Linked DNA regions of Homo sapiens: region 2 is linked to region 1. A link is a contact called in ENCODE Hi-C or POLR2A ChIA-PET data. All regions are on one chromosome and are shown on one strand. Each heading gives the region's core, a stretch centred on a gene start or an enhancer-like site at or near the end of the contact. The rest is flanking DNA. Distances are from core to core; before and after follow the strand shown. Region 1 overlaps TENM4 (teneurin transmembrane protein 4). Region 2 overlaps TENM4 (teneurin transmembrane protein 4).

Region 1 (7,622 bases), core at 3,103-5,602:
TTTTCCTCAGCATCTAACTTAGATGTTGTCATCATGATGCTTGAGCCAAGAGAACCTTAGGAACCATGGCCCAGGCACAGCCAGTTCCCTCTTCCTCCCCACACCTCCCTGGTGATAGAGAGGAAGCCTCTTTCTTAATGCTAATGCTGGCACAGGGGTAGGAGAGGCCACCGGAACTTTGGAATCCATTTATCTATTAATTTATTATCTAATTAAGGCTCACAATGACAGTGCTATTTGTTCCAAAATGCCCTCAGACGAAACCAATACAGCATATGCACATTCTAATCAATTAAAATGGTTCTCCTTAATGTCTGCCTTCAGCAGCCAGTAACTGTTGCACTCCTGGGTCCAGAGCACAAAATACCTTTGCACTTCATTAGGCCCCAAATGGTCTTCATGCACAGAGGCCACCAGGGCTCTTCTGCTTAGAGAGGAGGCAGCTGTTCCAGGATCCTGGGTGATGCATGAACAGGATTCTTTTCAGGGAGAACTGCCTTTCACTTGCCGTTTGCAAATCAAGTTATAACCACAGAGAAAGCCGGTTCTGGGAGACAAGAAGATGGGCAAAAGTGGGCAAGAGTGCCTTAATCTACCACACCTGTAGCCTTGGCCAGGGGCGGTGACTTTTATAACCAGGAAGGCTAAGTGAAGTGGATTTGCAGATAGGTCTCCATGGGATTAATGCTCTCCTGCCTGGACATGCCTCTGCCCCTGCACTAACTTCATTGTTTCACTCTACACAGTTGTAAAGTGTTCCTAAGAATTTGGGAGCCCCTTTAGGATCCACTCATCCCTGTATCTCCAGGCCCTGGCAGAGGGGCACAGGAAGTGTTAGTTGAACTAAACTGAAACATAAATATCTCATTAGGCCATTGGGAAAAAAAGTCTCTGTAAGAAGTGCAGCACAGTAATGATGCTAGTGATCACTAAGGACTTACTGCCTGCCAGGCCCTGTGTGTTAACACATGGAATCCTCACAACAACCATAGAAGGTGGGCATTGCTTTTTATCAACTCATTGTAGGGATGAAGAATTGAATCAGAGCTGGGATTGGAACCCAGGCAGTCTGGCTCCAAGTTCATGGTCTAAGCCACTGCAATCTCAAACACCTTTGCTGCACTGAGTGACGCAGGAATTATTCTCCAATGATGCTCTACTGCCTCCTTAGGTACGAGGAATGCTAGAGGCCACCTCTTTCCATTTCATACTGTGGATCACTAACCTATAGAGAAAAACTACACTGCTGATTTCATGAGAAAAAAAGTCATTTAGTGTGTGTGTGTGTGTGTGTGTGTGTGTGTGTATGTATTCTAAGAAACATTTTTATTGTTCAACTCTCCCACAGTGCAAAACCTATTCAATTAAAACAACAGGTAATAAAAATTATATTGCAGCTTTCTAGTAAAGCCTATTACATGGAAGAACCAGAGAAAGGCGAAAAACTAATTCCACAGTACTTGAGAGTCTGCTGCACTATGTGTCTGGCACTACGCTTACTGCTGGAGGTACCACAATGCATGAAAAAGACATGGTTTCTGCTCTGATGGAGCTTCTAGTTTGGTGAAGAGATAGACAATAAACACAAACAAAACAACCAAAAAGGAATGGTCATAAGTGCTCTGTCAGGTATAAATAAGTAGGACGCCTTGAGAGAGGATACCAAGGCATGAATTCTGATAAGGTGGTCAGAAAAGGCCCCTCAGGAGAGTGAGTTAGATTGGACCTAAAGATGTCAAAAGTGGGTGGAAGAGCATTCCAGGAAGGGGAAGAGCATATGTGTAAAAGCCAAAGGCAAGGGCGAGCCTGATGAGACCAAGGTACTGAGAGTGTGGCTGGGGCATGGTGAGTAGAAGGGTAGGAAGTGAGCTAGAGTGGATCCCAGACAAGGGAGTATTGTAGGCATGGTCAAAGCTCTGGATTTTATTTTAGGAATAAAAAGAAGGTTTTAAGTGGAACACAATGATGCTCTCAAAGATCTATTGTATAGGGGGCAAGAGTGGCAACAAGGAGAAATGTAAACTGGGTATCCCAGCAGCTCAGAGGGGAGATGCTGGGGACTTGACTTAAGGTTATGAGTAGAGAGAAAAGTGAACCTGGGAGACATTTTTGGAGGTGGAACCAACAGGACTTGTTGGTGATTTAGACACAGAAGATGAAGAAAAGGCGAGAATCAAAGATGACACTAGTTTCTAACTTGGGCGAGTGGGTAGATCACTCCATTTACTGAGATGGGGAAGACTTTGGAAAGATAATGGATTTGGGGTCATGATTATGAGTTTTGTTTTAGTTATGTTACGTTTGAGAGGCTACACTTTCAAGCAGAGATATCAACAAATGGTTGGAAACAGAAGTTTATAATTTGGAGGAGGAGTCTAGGCTAAAGATACACATTCGGTTGATATTTAAAGCATGGAAACGAGATTATCTTGAAAGTCAAGGTGGAAACTCTTAAATAACATAACAGGTAATAAAAGAAACAGCATTCATCATGCCCAAGAAAAACTACCCAAATGAAAGTTCATAGTTAATAGCATGTGTGTGAGGAAGTCTTTGGGGGAAGCATTCAGCTTTCAGTCCCATTATTTGGTTCATCAAAAGACCCCAAAGAGATTGAGAGGGGAGGTGAGACTGTGGTCTTGTTAAGAGCATGGTTTGGAGTTAGACAAACCTTGGTTTGAATCCTTTCAACACTTACTTGCTGGGTGACTTTTTGTATGTTACTTTACCTCTCTGACCTTGAGATGCCTCATCTGTAAAGGAGGGACTATAAGACCTATCTCCCAGAGTTGTCATGAGGCTCAATGTGATGTTTATAGATACATAGCATGGTTCCTGGCACAGAGTCAATTTCCAGTGGAACTATAATTATCATTAAGTGGGCTGCATTGAGGTCAGGTGACGAGAATGATGGAGGAGATCAATTTTTTTCTGCTGTGAGCAGAGCAGCCCACCTTTGGTGGGTCAATTGGCCAGCTCTGGGCCTCACACATTCAGAAAGTTGCAAACAGGATCAGTTTAGACATCACACTCTGTGAGGAATGGCTGAAGGAATAGTCTAGATAAAAGAGGCGGAGGCTGGAGGAAGTGGGGTAGGTGGGAGTTTAGTCTCTGCTTTTACATTTCTGCAGGGCTTTTCCAGGGAAGAAATGGCCTTGTTCCAAAGGTGGTGAGAAGAGTGGGTGGCTACTGTCCTGGATACCAGGAAGCAAGTTCTGATGCAGGGCACAGAAGACCTGTTTAGTATGCAACCTCTGAATTTTAAAAAAGGGAAAAAGGCAAAAATATAGACTTCTATTTGCAGAAAGAAACCCTGAGAGGATACACAAAAAAACAAAAAGTGGTTATCTATGGGAAGGGGATAAGGGATGTTGGGAATGGTGGGGGGAGAAGTGGAACTAATACTTTGTAACTACATAGCACTTTATGTTGTTTAACTTTTAAGCCAAGTGAGCATATTACACATTCAAGATATTAAATTAAAAATATAATTGAGGCAAACCTGCAAGCAAGCAGGCAGAAGGCAGGCAGGAAGGAAAGTACATTCTGAGTCTGTGCTCTTGAAATGCGGCACAGGCTGCTTAGGGAGCAGGTCCAGCCTCATGGGCACAGGCCCTGTGTACAGGGCTCAGGCTCAGAAGGGCCTCATCCTTGATTCTAATGCTCTACTGTCACTGTCTTGAAATTCTTAAGTCTTTGAATGTGGAGTCCTGCATTTTCATTTTACACTGGGTTCCACAAATGATGTTAACAGGTCCTGCTGGAGAGGAAAGGTGGTCCTCCCACTTGGGGATGTAAGCTGGGGCTGGAAAACCATTTGGCTGCCTGCTGTGGGATAGTCTCAAGCTGGGGAGGAGGGCTGGGGGATGAGGGCTGGGGGATGAAGCCACTTCTCCATCTGAAATAAAATCTTGTTGCCCAACTGAATGCAAGGACCTCTTAATCCTAGATGTTTGTTACCCTGGAACCCTGAGGCTGGGATGACCACATGTTCCAGTTGGCCCAGGATGATACTGGTTTGTGCCTGTTCTTCCAGTGTAATTATTAGCAGCGATCCCATTCATTCTGAGCCATGTCCTGGTTTGAACAACATATTATCTGGCTACCCTAACCTGAGGTTCTCTTGCCAGCAGCTGGCTCCTTGGTCTGATAGGCCAGGGGTAATCTCATTTCTCTGGGCTGCTTAAGGATCAAGGTTGCTTCCTGGCTCCTGTCCACTATCTCCAGAACCTCCACTCTCACACACATGCACACACACACACACATCCCCCCACACACATCCCTACCCCACATGCCTGGCCTAGCTCACCAGTAAGCTGATTATTTATAATGTGGCAGAAGATAGTTTTAAGATAAAGAAATGGAACTTGGGCCTGATTGAAACAATGTGTGCTTATCTCTGTCTCGGTAGGAAAGAGTGGTCAGAGAGAGATTACTCAGAAGAGGTTTACTTACTTCCCGGAGACCTCTCCCCCACGCTTATTTTCAGAATGGGTTTAATATGTGCATTGTGATTTGAGCCAGGCAGGGAGGGAGAAATGGAAGTGATTCACTCTGGCCATGCTGATCTACATGTTATTCACTGACATTTTTTTAGCCAGACTTTTAAATGAGCAGTCTTAGAATGATAGGGCTGGCAAAGATTATTAAGATTATTTTAGAGATGAGCTAGTACAACTTATTCATTTCACAGAGGGGAAAGCTGAGGACCAGAGAGGAGAGGAGGCTTGCTCCACAGTCTTACAGCTTGGAGCCTTGGCTCCCAGCCCCTCCACCCACCCTCCATCTCTTGGGTTTCTTCTGGGGGACTCCCTATTCCATGGTAGTGGTTTGAATGTCCACTCATGGGGAAGCGAAGCAAAGACTCTACAAAAAATACCCAGAGGCACTTCTGGACAACTAACTTCTCCTCCACACTTCCATGCCTCTGTGAAAGCCACTCCTTCACATGAAATGACATTGCCTGTTTGTACTGAAGACAGTTAATTCCTCCAGGGCCTGGACCTATTACTAGTTTCCTGGAGCCTGGACCAGATCTAGGTAGAGGACGGCAGCAAGGCAGAAGAAAAGATGGAAGTTAGTGCAGCAGCATGGTCACTAACCTGAGCATCCCACTAGACCTTCATTCTCTTACTTCTTTGGGAATGGGGGAAGGAAAAATGGCTACAGTGGAGGTCACAGAGTAGAAGAGCCCATCCTCTCCAAAGCCCAACTCTTCTACCTCTATAACCACCCAGGGTGCCATTTCCCCTCAACTAGCCATAATAGCTGACTCTGCTGAAAAGGCAGAATCATTGTCCCTATCTTTCAGGTTTCTATTTGAATGTCATATCTTCCAGAAAGCCCTCTAAAAGCTAGTTCTTCCTTTACTTTGCTCTCTAAGTACTTTTCCCACATTCTAATTTATTATTTCAGTGAATATTTATTCATCACCCACTATGCACTGTGTTCTATACCATGTACAGGCTCTGTGCTAGAAGTTGAGGCTACAAAGGCAAATAAGATGCCATCATTATCTTCAAGTTTGCAGTCTTGTGAGAGGGGGGTTGAGGAAGTGGAGACACAGACACTATGACATTAGACAGTGAAATTAGAAGGCAGCATTGGGAGTTAAGGGAACATCCCCTCCAAGCAAGATTCCTAGGAGAAACAAGACTTGAATTGCATCTTGAAAGGTAAGCCTGGAGCCTGGGGGTGGGGAATAAAGGTGAAAGTGAAAGACAGGTGCCAAGGCCTTCAGGCACCTGAGTACCTGGTATTCTGTTGCTATTACTTTTCTCAATATCCCACCACCCTGCCAGCCTGTTAGCTTTGTGGAGACTGCCACGGCTCATTCATTTTCTTATCCCCACAATCCCTTGCCCTTTCCCAAAACTCATCACTTCTTTGTTAAATAGAACAGATCAACAATGGCTCTCGCTCAGGGTAAAACAAAGCTTCTTGTCTTCTGGCACAGATGATGTTAGTGTGTGTTACTGATCCAGAGAAATCAAGAGAGCCCCCTTGCTGGAGAGCAGGGCAGCTGGGACCAGCCTTAGCCATCAATTAACACTACTGCAAGATCAACACCGAACACTAATTTTGCAGACACAAAAAGCACTATTAGAAATTTATTTCCAAATGTTGAGCTCATGTCGCTAATTCTGTTTTAATATTAACTATCTCATTTGGCAATTCTATTTCAATAATGAAAAGGTTATCTCTACTGTAAGATAAATAATGAGGAAGACTCACTGGCTTTGACTTGATCATTCAAATTTATGTGTCATTGGAGCTGTATTCTCTATTATGACCCAACAAACTGATTAAATATCAGCCAAGCATGAACAATAGCTTGCAGCTCTAATTCCTCCTTCCCATCCCACCTCTGAAAGCCTTTAAACCCTGGAATGTAAATGCAATTTTTTTTTTCCTGGCATTAAAAAAAACATGAAAAAATTGTATTTTTGACTCTGTTGTCTACTGTTGCTGACAATGTTCAAACCACTTGGGCCTTATTTCTTGTCTGAGATCAGTGATCTATGGGGAAAGGTGTTTCCTAGTTGGGCAAAGGAATCATGGGGTCAGAGGCTTCTTCCTCTTCCCCTGAACTGCTCAGTTCAATTCAACCAACATCGCTGAGCACCTACTCTATGTCAAGCCCAGACCTAGACCTAAGGCCCTAAAGAGAATTCCATAGGGAAAGAAAAACAACTGTTGCTGAACACATGCCTTACTCTTTGGAGTCCCCACAGTACCCTCTGCAGCTGCACACCTAATAGAATGCACAGTGTTGAAATGCCCTTTCCTGAGTGCTTCAGGGATAGAGGATGTGCCTTATTCATCTTTGCATCCCTGCTGGGCCAGCTCAGAGCCTAGCATACAATAGACACTCAACAAATGTTTGGTGGATTTTAACGAATTGCCTGAAATTTTATATACCTTACTGAGTCCTCACAGCCAACCAGAAAGTGACTCTTTATTCTACCCAGCCCTCATCACAACTAAACTTGAGGGTTTCTAAGTCTCTTCTCAAGAATATAAGCATCTGAAAGCAGGAGCCATTTACCATTCATTCACGGGTTCTCAGGAAACTTTTGTTGGATGAATGGCCATGTCTTTTTCAGTGGTTCCTCTTCTATCTAGGACTAGTTTCCTACTGTTTGGGTTCCCTCAGGAGCTAACCCTAAAAAAAGGATTCAAATGCAAGTAGCATCTGAGAGTAAACTACTTATAGGCAAAGGAGTGGGGATGTGAGATAGGGAAGGGAAGGCCCCTAAGAATGGGTGTGTTGCAGAATTGTGCCATCAGATGGTGGGCGGGGGAGCTGGGGTATTTATATGCCTGCCCATCAGTTATTTGTTGGGGGCTGCTTCCAGGGGGTGTTCATACCTTTTCACTTCTGATCTGCTCCATGTATGGGCAAAGCTGCCTTTAGAGGCCAGAAAGAGCTTCAGGAGAAGAAAGTAGACTTGGAAGTTGGGCTGGCTGTACTGAAATGGTCATAGGGTATAAATGGGGTGCCCACTGCCACAGCTGCAGGTGAGTAATTGTGATCACATGATGATGTGGGATGCCTCCAGAACATTCAAAGGGAAAGTGAGACACTCATAGGTCTGGAGGTTAGATAAGAGGACATCAGA
Region 2 (7,622 bases), core at 1,510-4,009, 69 kb after region 1:
TGCTGAGTCAACACATAGCCAATCGCCAAAGCTTTCATCCTACATTATTCCATTTATATAACATGTTTAAAAGAAAAATGATAAAACTTTAGCAATGGAGAACAGATTGGTGGTAGTTAGGGGGTTAGGGATGGGGTAGGGGTGGGAGGGAGGTGGGTGTGGCTATAAAAGAGGACTGCGAAGGAAACTTATGGTGATGGAAATGTTCGTTGTCTTGACTGCATATACTCACCTACACATGTGATAAAATAGTATAGAAGTAAACACGCACATGCATGCACACACACTCATTCAGATAAATGCAAGTAAAATGGGGAATCTGAATAAGATGAGTGGATTGTATCAACGTCAACATCCTGCTTGTGTTATCTGTTCTTTTGCTATAGTTTTGTAAAATGTTACTATTAGGAGAGACTGAGTAAAGGGTACACAGGCTATCTCTTGTTATTTCTTATAATTGCATGTGAACTATAATGTTCCCAAAAATTTCAATGTAGAGAAAAGGGTTTTTTTTGGCCGGGTGTAGTGGCTCATGCCTGTAATCCCAGCACTTTGGGAGGCCAAGGCGGGTGGATCACGAGGTCAGGAGATCGAGACCATCCTGGCTAACATGGTGAAACCCCCTCTTTACTAAAAATACAAAAAAAAAAATTAGCGGGGTGTGGTGGCGGGCACCTGTAGTTCCAGCTACTCAGGAGGCTGAGGCAGGAGAATGGCGTGAACCCGGGAGGCGGAGCTTGCAGTAAGCTGAGATCGCGCCACTGCACTCCAGCCTGGGCGAAAGAGCGAGACTCTGTCTCAAAAAAAAAAAAGGGGGGTTTTTTTTTTGGGTCAGGCTTTTTTGAGTCAGGCAGACCTTGATTTGAACCCTGAATCTCTTACATACTTCTCGTACAACTTTGGATGATAAACTCTCTAAGCCTCAATTTCCTTATCTGTAAAATGGGGATAGTATATACCACCTTACAGGGTTGTCTTGAGGCTCAAATGAGGTGATGCATAGAAAGGCTCAATCCTATGCTTGGCACTTAATAAAGACTCAGTCAATAGGTGTAAATGTTGCCTTGTTATCCAGGAGAAGTATTTATTTGCCTTCCCCTGATTCAGTCCTCACTCACGTTGTCTCCATCCTGGCCATTCTTCTCTGAAAAAGTTTCTTTTGGCTAATGTAAAACACCAAGGTTGAAAATTGAAGTCAGATGCAGTCTTATTACCTGAAACTGCTCTGCATATACCCATAACCCCACACTTTACATGCTGTTTTGGCCAATTGCTTGCCACTTATTTCCTGTGTAATGTCACTTTTCCTTAATAAGGTAGCAAGCTGCTCAGATTCATATTGACCGACCAATTCTTAAACATCTACTATGTACAGTCACCAATATTCATACAAACACCACAAGCACAGCATCCTGTATTTATTACTAAGTCACCAGAACGACTCTGGAAGTGAGGCATGATGGTAGACTGCCATACTAATGGCTCCCAAGGAATCATACCTCCCTGTTTCCAAACTCTTGTGTAGTCCCCCACACTAACTCTGGGGTTGGCCACATGACTTGCATTGGCCAGTGGGCCAAGCGGATATTAGCAAACTTGAATCAGAGGCATGAAAAACACTTGAGCCTTTGGGATTGCCTTCTCCCCCTGCTTTTGGAAAACAGCTGTCATATAAAGAGGCCCAGGCTAGCCTACTTGTTGCTGGAGCCACAGGGCTGAGCCAACCAACACCCGGTAGATTATAGCCACACAGGTGAACCCAGGGGAGACTAGCTGAACCACCTAGCTTTGCCCAGCCCAAATAACTGACTCTTGGAAACAGGAACCAACATGCAGTCATTTTAAGCCACTGCATTTTAGGGTGATATGTTATATAGCAAAGGCTGGCTGACATAGGTATTTTTATAATTCCCATATTACTGGGGAGGAAACTGAGGATCAGATCATTAAGGTATTTTAAAAATAAGAGGAACTGGGTCAGGTCTGGTGGCTCATGCCTGTAATCCCAGCACTTTGGGAGGCTGAGGCGGGCAGATCACTTGAGGTCAGGAGTTTAAGACCAGCCTGGCCAACATGGTGAAACCTCATCTCTACTAAAAATAGAAAAATTAGCTGGGTGTGGTGGCTTATGCCTGTAGTCCCAGCTGCTTGGGAAGCTGAGGCAGTGGGATCGCTTGAACCTGAAAGGCGGAGGTTGCAGTGAGCCAGGATCATTCCATTGCACTCCAGCCTGGGTGACAGAGCAAGACTCTGTCTCGCAAAAAAAAAAAAAAAAAAGGAAATATTACGAGGGTAATAAGGATAATGCTGCCTAGTGTTTAAATAGTACTTTAGAACTTATACATTTCTAACACATTTTAATGTGATTTAATCTACCATTCTGTACCTTTTTTTGATAACTTACCAAAATTATATTTAAGTAGTTGCTTAATTATATGCTCTAAGCTCTACAGAGTTGGGAACTGTGTCTCTCTTGTTCGGCATAAAACCCAAGCTTCTGTCCTTGCAAATGTAGGCACTTAATAAATAATGGCTAATTGAACAAATGAACAAATGTTTCTGAGTAGCTATGATCCTGTATTAAATAAAGAACTGAAGCTTAGAGAGGCAAAGTGCCTTGTTTCCAAGTCACACAGCTAGCAAAAAGCAGGAACCAGGACTCAGATAAAGCCCAATTCTTTTGACTCTGAGTGCAGAGGTATGTCCTTAAATTTTCCATGCATTCCGAGGGTGAGACAGACAAGGAAATGATTAACTACCCCCCAGTTAGAAGGGAATGTCGTTGGATGAATTCCATATGTTTGAGGAATGCCAGTCCCCATGCTGAGAGGATTCTGATCAAACCAAGCTCCCCGCTGGAGCAGAAACATGCTGCATGGGAATCCTATTGCTTGGGATCAGAGATCGCTGTTAGCACAAGTCCTGCATGAACTTGTACCATCCAGCCTCAAATCCCTACAAGGCTTCCAAATCAAACAAAAAACCATCTAACAAACACAGAAGCGCTGAAAAGATCTGTCCTCGGCCCTGGGCCCAGTCGCATGTTCCTTAGTGAGGGATCGAGGGATGTTAGCTCTGAGCTCTGCATTCTCCTGTTTCAGATGCCCCCTTCCCTTTACAAGGTCCTTCCTGCAGCTCACTGTACAGAGGTGACATTCTCAGAATGTCCTTAATCACTCTGCACTGGGGGTGAAGGAGGGGCCCCTGACTCTAGCTGAGGAGGCCCTGTTTGCCTTCCTAGCAGTCACCAGGGTATACAGGACAAATGCTGTGCTCCTCTACAGCCTCCAGGCTGCACACGCACTACAGTGGGCTCTTGTGGGCTGAGCAGAGCCTCCCTCAGCAACTGTGGCTGCCTCTCTACCTTCCAGGAGGGCCCCAGGCTGTTCTTTCCGTGGGGAAGCTCTGGCCCTTGGCCCCGCAGCTGGCTAATGTTACACCTGGGTCACTGGAGTCTGGCTTCCCAGGGCCCGATCCTCACTTTGTTCTCTTGATTGTAGTTCTAAATTTGTTTTCATTAAGACACTCTGCCTGTCACTCCATCGGTTCTGCTTTTATGGGTCTTTAATCTCAGTTGTGAAATGTACCAGTCTTGGAGGCTCCTCCAGCTGGAGTGGGGCTGCTTGCTCTCTCCAGGGCTGAAACCCAGAGGGTGATGGTATCTAGGGCCCAGCCTGGCCTCTGCTGGCCGGCAATGGTCCAGATTGTCTAGTATGGTGTTTCTAATGGAAAGCTCCTTCACATCTCATGTCACTGAGACCCTGTATTGCGGGGAGACAGGGAGGGTGAAGGTCATCACCATCTGAACCTCACAGAGGAAGACATTCCTGTTAGAAAGAAAGGGGTGCATAGCAGCCCAGACATTGGCTCTGCAGTCAGGAAGCCAAGGTTCGACTCCCAGCTCTGTGCGCCCCAGCTGTGTGCCAGGCACAATTCACTTAACCTCTTTATTCCTCTATATCATCTTTGAAGTGGAGATAATTGACCTACCCAATAGGGTTGTTGGGGGGACTGAGTGAGTTAGAAGGAGCTTAGAACAGGCTTCGCACTTGGCTGTTTATTATGACTACTATTGCTAAGTATTATCAAGTATTTAATACTTCACTCCGGCCCAGATGCAGTTCTGGATTTCTCCGGCCCATTCACACTATTGCATTAAGACGAATGTTCCTGTTCAGCATTATTTGTTTATTCAGTCATCACTGAACAAATATGTACTAGAAACCTACTATAGGCCCCATCTGTGCTGGGATTGAAGGTGACAAGGGTTTGGTTCTTGTCCTAGAAAGACAGAGCAGGCACCAGTTTTGAGCAGGTATGTTGCAGTTTGAATCTCAGCCCTGCATAGCCATCCCAGGCCTCACTTTCCTCATCTGTAAGATGGTCAGTTGTTTATATCCCTGCCATCCTGCCTCTCCTGCAGACCCACATGGTCATCTGGGGGTCTGGAGCGGGAAAATGTGATGGAGCCTTCCCAGACAAAGCCCTGGTCTTCCTCCAGCTCTGGCCAGCAGGGAGGAGAGGAGAGCAATCCTTGAAACAATTACCTTGGGTCACTGTGCAGGCCTGTGCTCTCTGGGAAACCTGAACCACCTTCAAAGGGAGGGTTTTAATTGGCTTAGACTCTGTGCCTGCTCCAAGGGAGCATCACAAAGGGGATTAGCCCCCAAGAGGGCCAGGCCCCACAACAGGCTAGATGGCTGGAAACTGGCCCTTTTTGCCTCGACCTTCCCAAGTTGTGCCTGCTTTGGCCTGCTAGCTTCCTTCTCCTCCCATTCCACGAGCGCAAGGAAAGGGTGTTCAAGTCAGAGCCTGGTGCTAAACAGGAAACAGGAAGGGCCCAGAGAATGATTTTTAGCATAATCTAAAAGAAAGAGTCTGGGCTTATAATTTGGTCTATAGCAAGTAATTGGATCTACCTCACCAGAGGGAAGTGCCCAGTCCTTACCTGGACCTGGCACTTCATGATGTACACAGCACTGCCAATCACACTGCCCCAGCTAACCCAAAGAAGCAGGTTTCATATCCTCATCCCAATGGTTCAGTGAGCGAATAGCAAGTAGTATCCTTGCTACTTAATGTTTGGCCCACAGACTAGTAGCATTCCAATGGCCGCAGGCAAGAGTGTGGGGTCTGGCTCAAGAGAGCTGACTTTGAGACCTGGCTTTGTGATGCTAGACGAATGACACTAATACACCAATAACAAGTACACACAGTGGTTCTCATTTGCTGGGCTCCCACTAGGTGTCTGGTGATATTTGTGTGCTGTTGTGTTGCCATTTTATAGAAACTGAGAATCACAGAGGGCAAGGATTTGCTCTACATCACAGCACTTCTTAAGGGAGCTGAGATTCAAAGCCCCACACAGAGAGCCTCCATTTTTTTAGCTATATCATGGAGGTGATAAAGGTCAGCTACATTTAGATGGAAATGTCACAGGGGCAGGCAGATGTGGCTTTGAAGCTGTGAAGCACTATACAAATATATGTTTTTCTTGTTGAGGAAATTAAGCCTGCACCAGGAGAAGTGACTTGTCCAAGGTCACCTAGCTGGCAAGGAGCAGAGCTCGGACTCTACTACAGTGTTCTGATGCCCAATGTCCCTTCCACAAGGCTGCAGCTGCCGTCTGCAAGAGGATTTCCCTGGTGCAGGACAAGGGCTATGAATCTGCAGGAGCAATCAGGCTGATGTTATTTAAATACTTGGCTATTTGAAAAATATAACAACAGGCAGTTGAGAATAAATGCCAAACCTCTAATTGGTTACAAACACCACCTGAGGGCACAGATATTTGTCAGCGTGACTGATGCTTCCTGCTTAAATGCAACATGCAGACACCCGTGCAGAAGAAAGGCAGGTGGCGAGCTGCCTATGGCAGCAAGTGAAGAGGGCTGCACTGTTGAGAAGGCATGGCTTGCATCTGGCAACTCATTCGTTCTGCATTGCATTCCACTGAAGGGAGAGTTGTTACACTCCTGTTACTGATGAGAAGCCAAGGCACAGAGACGCTCAGGACTTAGCCAAAGTTGTATAGTCAGTAAGTGCCTGGGCTGGGATTTGAACCCCGAACTCCATCCCCTGTGCGCCTCTGCCTCCCATACTACTTTTGGCACTTAAGAGGTAAGAGGTAACATGTTTGGGGTTTTGGGAACTCAAGCCCTGGCCTTGGGACTTGGTGGCTCACCACTCCATCTCTGCCCATCATCCTTTCCTAAGTTCCCTATTCAACCGACGTCCCTGTGTTGGGCATGAGGCTGCCAAGATGGGTCTTTTATGGTCCTATCTTGTGGGACTTCACTGTTTAGTGGGAGAAACTGAGCCAGAAACAGATAATCCCCATCCCAGATCCTGCTGAAGGGCTGCCTCCCTCACCCATTCTGGGGTTGTGGGGGAGTCAGGCTGGCTTTTTGGGGTGGCTGATACTTGTGAGAGTCTGGAGGTACAGTGGGAAATGTCAGACGCTGGCAGTCAGGAGAAAGGGGAAGGAGTAGGTTGTTAGGTTTCAGAGCTCTTACTCCCGGTCCAGCCTAGGCGCTTACTTATTTTTTATGTGATTCACATATTGGGCTTCCATTTCGAGTTTCATTTAAGCAATCAGATCTTTGTCTAAAAACAAGCTAGAAAAACCACTGCCTTAAGACCTATTCTCTATTTGGACTGGCCTGAATGAATGATTTATAAAGTATCAGCTTGTCAGCCTGGGATAACTTGATTCATTCATTCTTCCTGTTTTCTCATTTAAGAAGTCCGTCATAAATGGCTAATTTATTCCTTTTACATATATCTATTGATTATCTGTTATGAGCCAGACACCATTCTAGGTGTTGGAGATATAAAAAAAAATAAATCTCTCATCCTGCCTGCATTCCTCTACCCTGCGGAGGAAGCTTCTTTGCAGTCTTCAGCGTAATTTTTCTAAAAAGCAAATCAGACCACAATCCTGTCCCTGCTCAGAACCTTAAATGGTTCTCTACTGCCTAAAGTCTTGCTACTCAAGGGGTGACACATAGACTAGTAGCATCAGCATTACTATGCTTGTTAAAAATACAGAATCACAGGCTCTCCCCAAGACCTACTCAATCAGAATCTGCAATTAGATCCCCAGGTGACTCCTATGACACTGAGGTCTGAAAAACATGGGACTGCAGGATGCCAACACAGACCTTCACATCCTCACACCTGATGTGACCTCTCCTATTTCATCTCCACCCTCTTTTTTCAAATATACTTAGTGCCACTCTGGCCTGCACACCTGTCATCTCCTGCATCCAAACCTTTGTACGCATGCTGCCCTCCCCTAGAATAACCTTCCCCTCATGGCTGCCAGCTGTAATTCCTTCCTAACTTGGGAGTCACGCTTAAATCCTCCAGGAGCTTCCTTAGATGCCCTCCCACATGCCCCCTGACTTCATCGCCTCATCATCCCTCACTTCCCCAACCCAGTGCTCCTGGATTCTGTTGGAGAGCTCAGTGCTCTGCAATTTGTCTATTATTTAGGTGGGTGTTGGTCTCATTCAAAATATGGTGAGCCCTGGAGGCAAGGGGCAGGCCTTTTTTTCTTTACATCCCTCCATTCCAACTCCATCTCTGCTGCCAGGCACTGGGGATGCAGATGGGATTTA

Evidence for each region. Hi-C counts contacts between places; a loop is a spot of excess contacts on that map. ChIA-PET counts read pairs that join two places held with the same protein, here RNA polymerase II (POLR2A). Pooled maps may share reads with other maps.
Region 2: a loop to region 1 is called in a map of endothelial cell of umbilical vein, with 6 times the contacts of the local background. The contact joins two enhancer-like sites. A Hi-C loop is called at or near these places in 1 of 168 maps with a recorded cell type or tissue (endothelial cell of umbilical vein) and 1 of 50 pooled maps. POLR2A ChIA-PET finds 5 or more read pairs at or near these places in 2 of 52 experiments (AG04449 and OCI-LY7).

What each region holds. Positions count from the first base shown.
Region 1 is chr11:79,014,204-79,021,825 of GRCh38, forward strand. The region is part of intron 6 of TENM4 (teneurin transmembrane protein 4); the gene reads right to left. Among named protein-coding and RNA genes, the nearest start is that of TENM4-AS1, 75 kb to the right of the region's middle. Within about 2 kb of position 4,353, at least 4 of the 41 ENCODE cell types and tissues checked have a DNase peak (open chromatin) inside an H3K27ac peak, as active enhancers do; they include endothelial cell of umbilical vein, where a contact is called at or near this core.
Region 2 is chr11:79,084,577-79,092,198 of GRCh38, forward strand. The region is part of intron 4 of TENM4 (teneurin transmembrane protein 4); the gene reads right to left. Among named protein-coding and RNA genes, the nearest start is that of TENM4-AS1, 4.9 kb to the right of the region's middle. RefSeq lists an enhancer at 2,496-3,218. Within about 2 kb of position 2,760, at least 2 of the 41 ENCODE cell types and tissues checked have a DNase peak (open chromatin) inside an H3K27ac peak, as active enhancers do; they include endothelial cell of umbilical vein, where a contact is called at or near this core.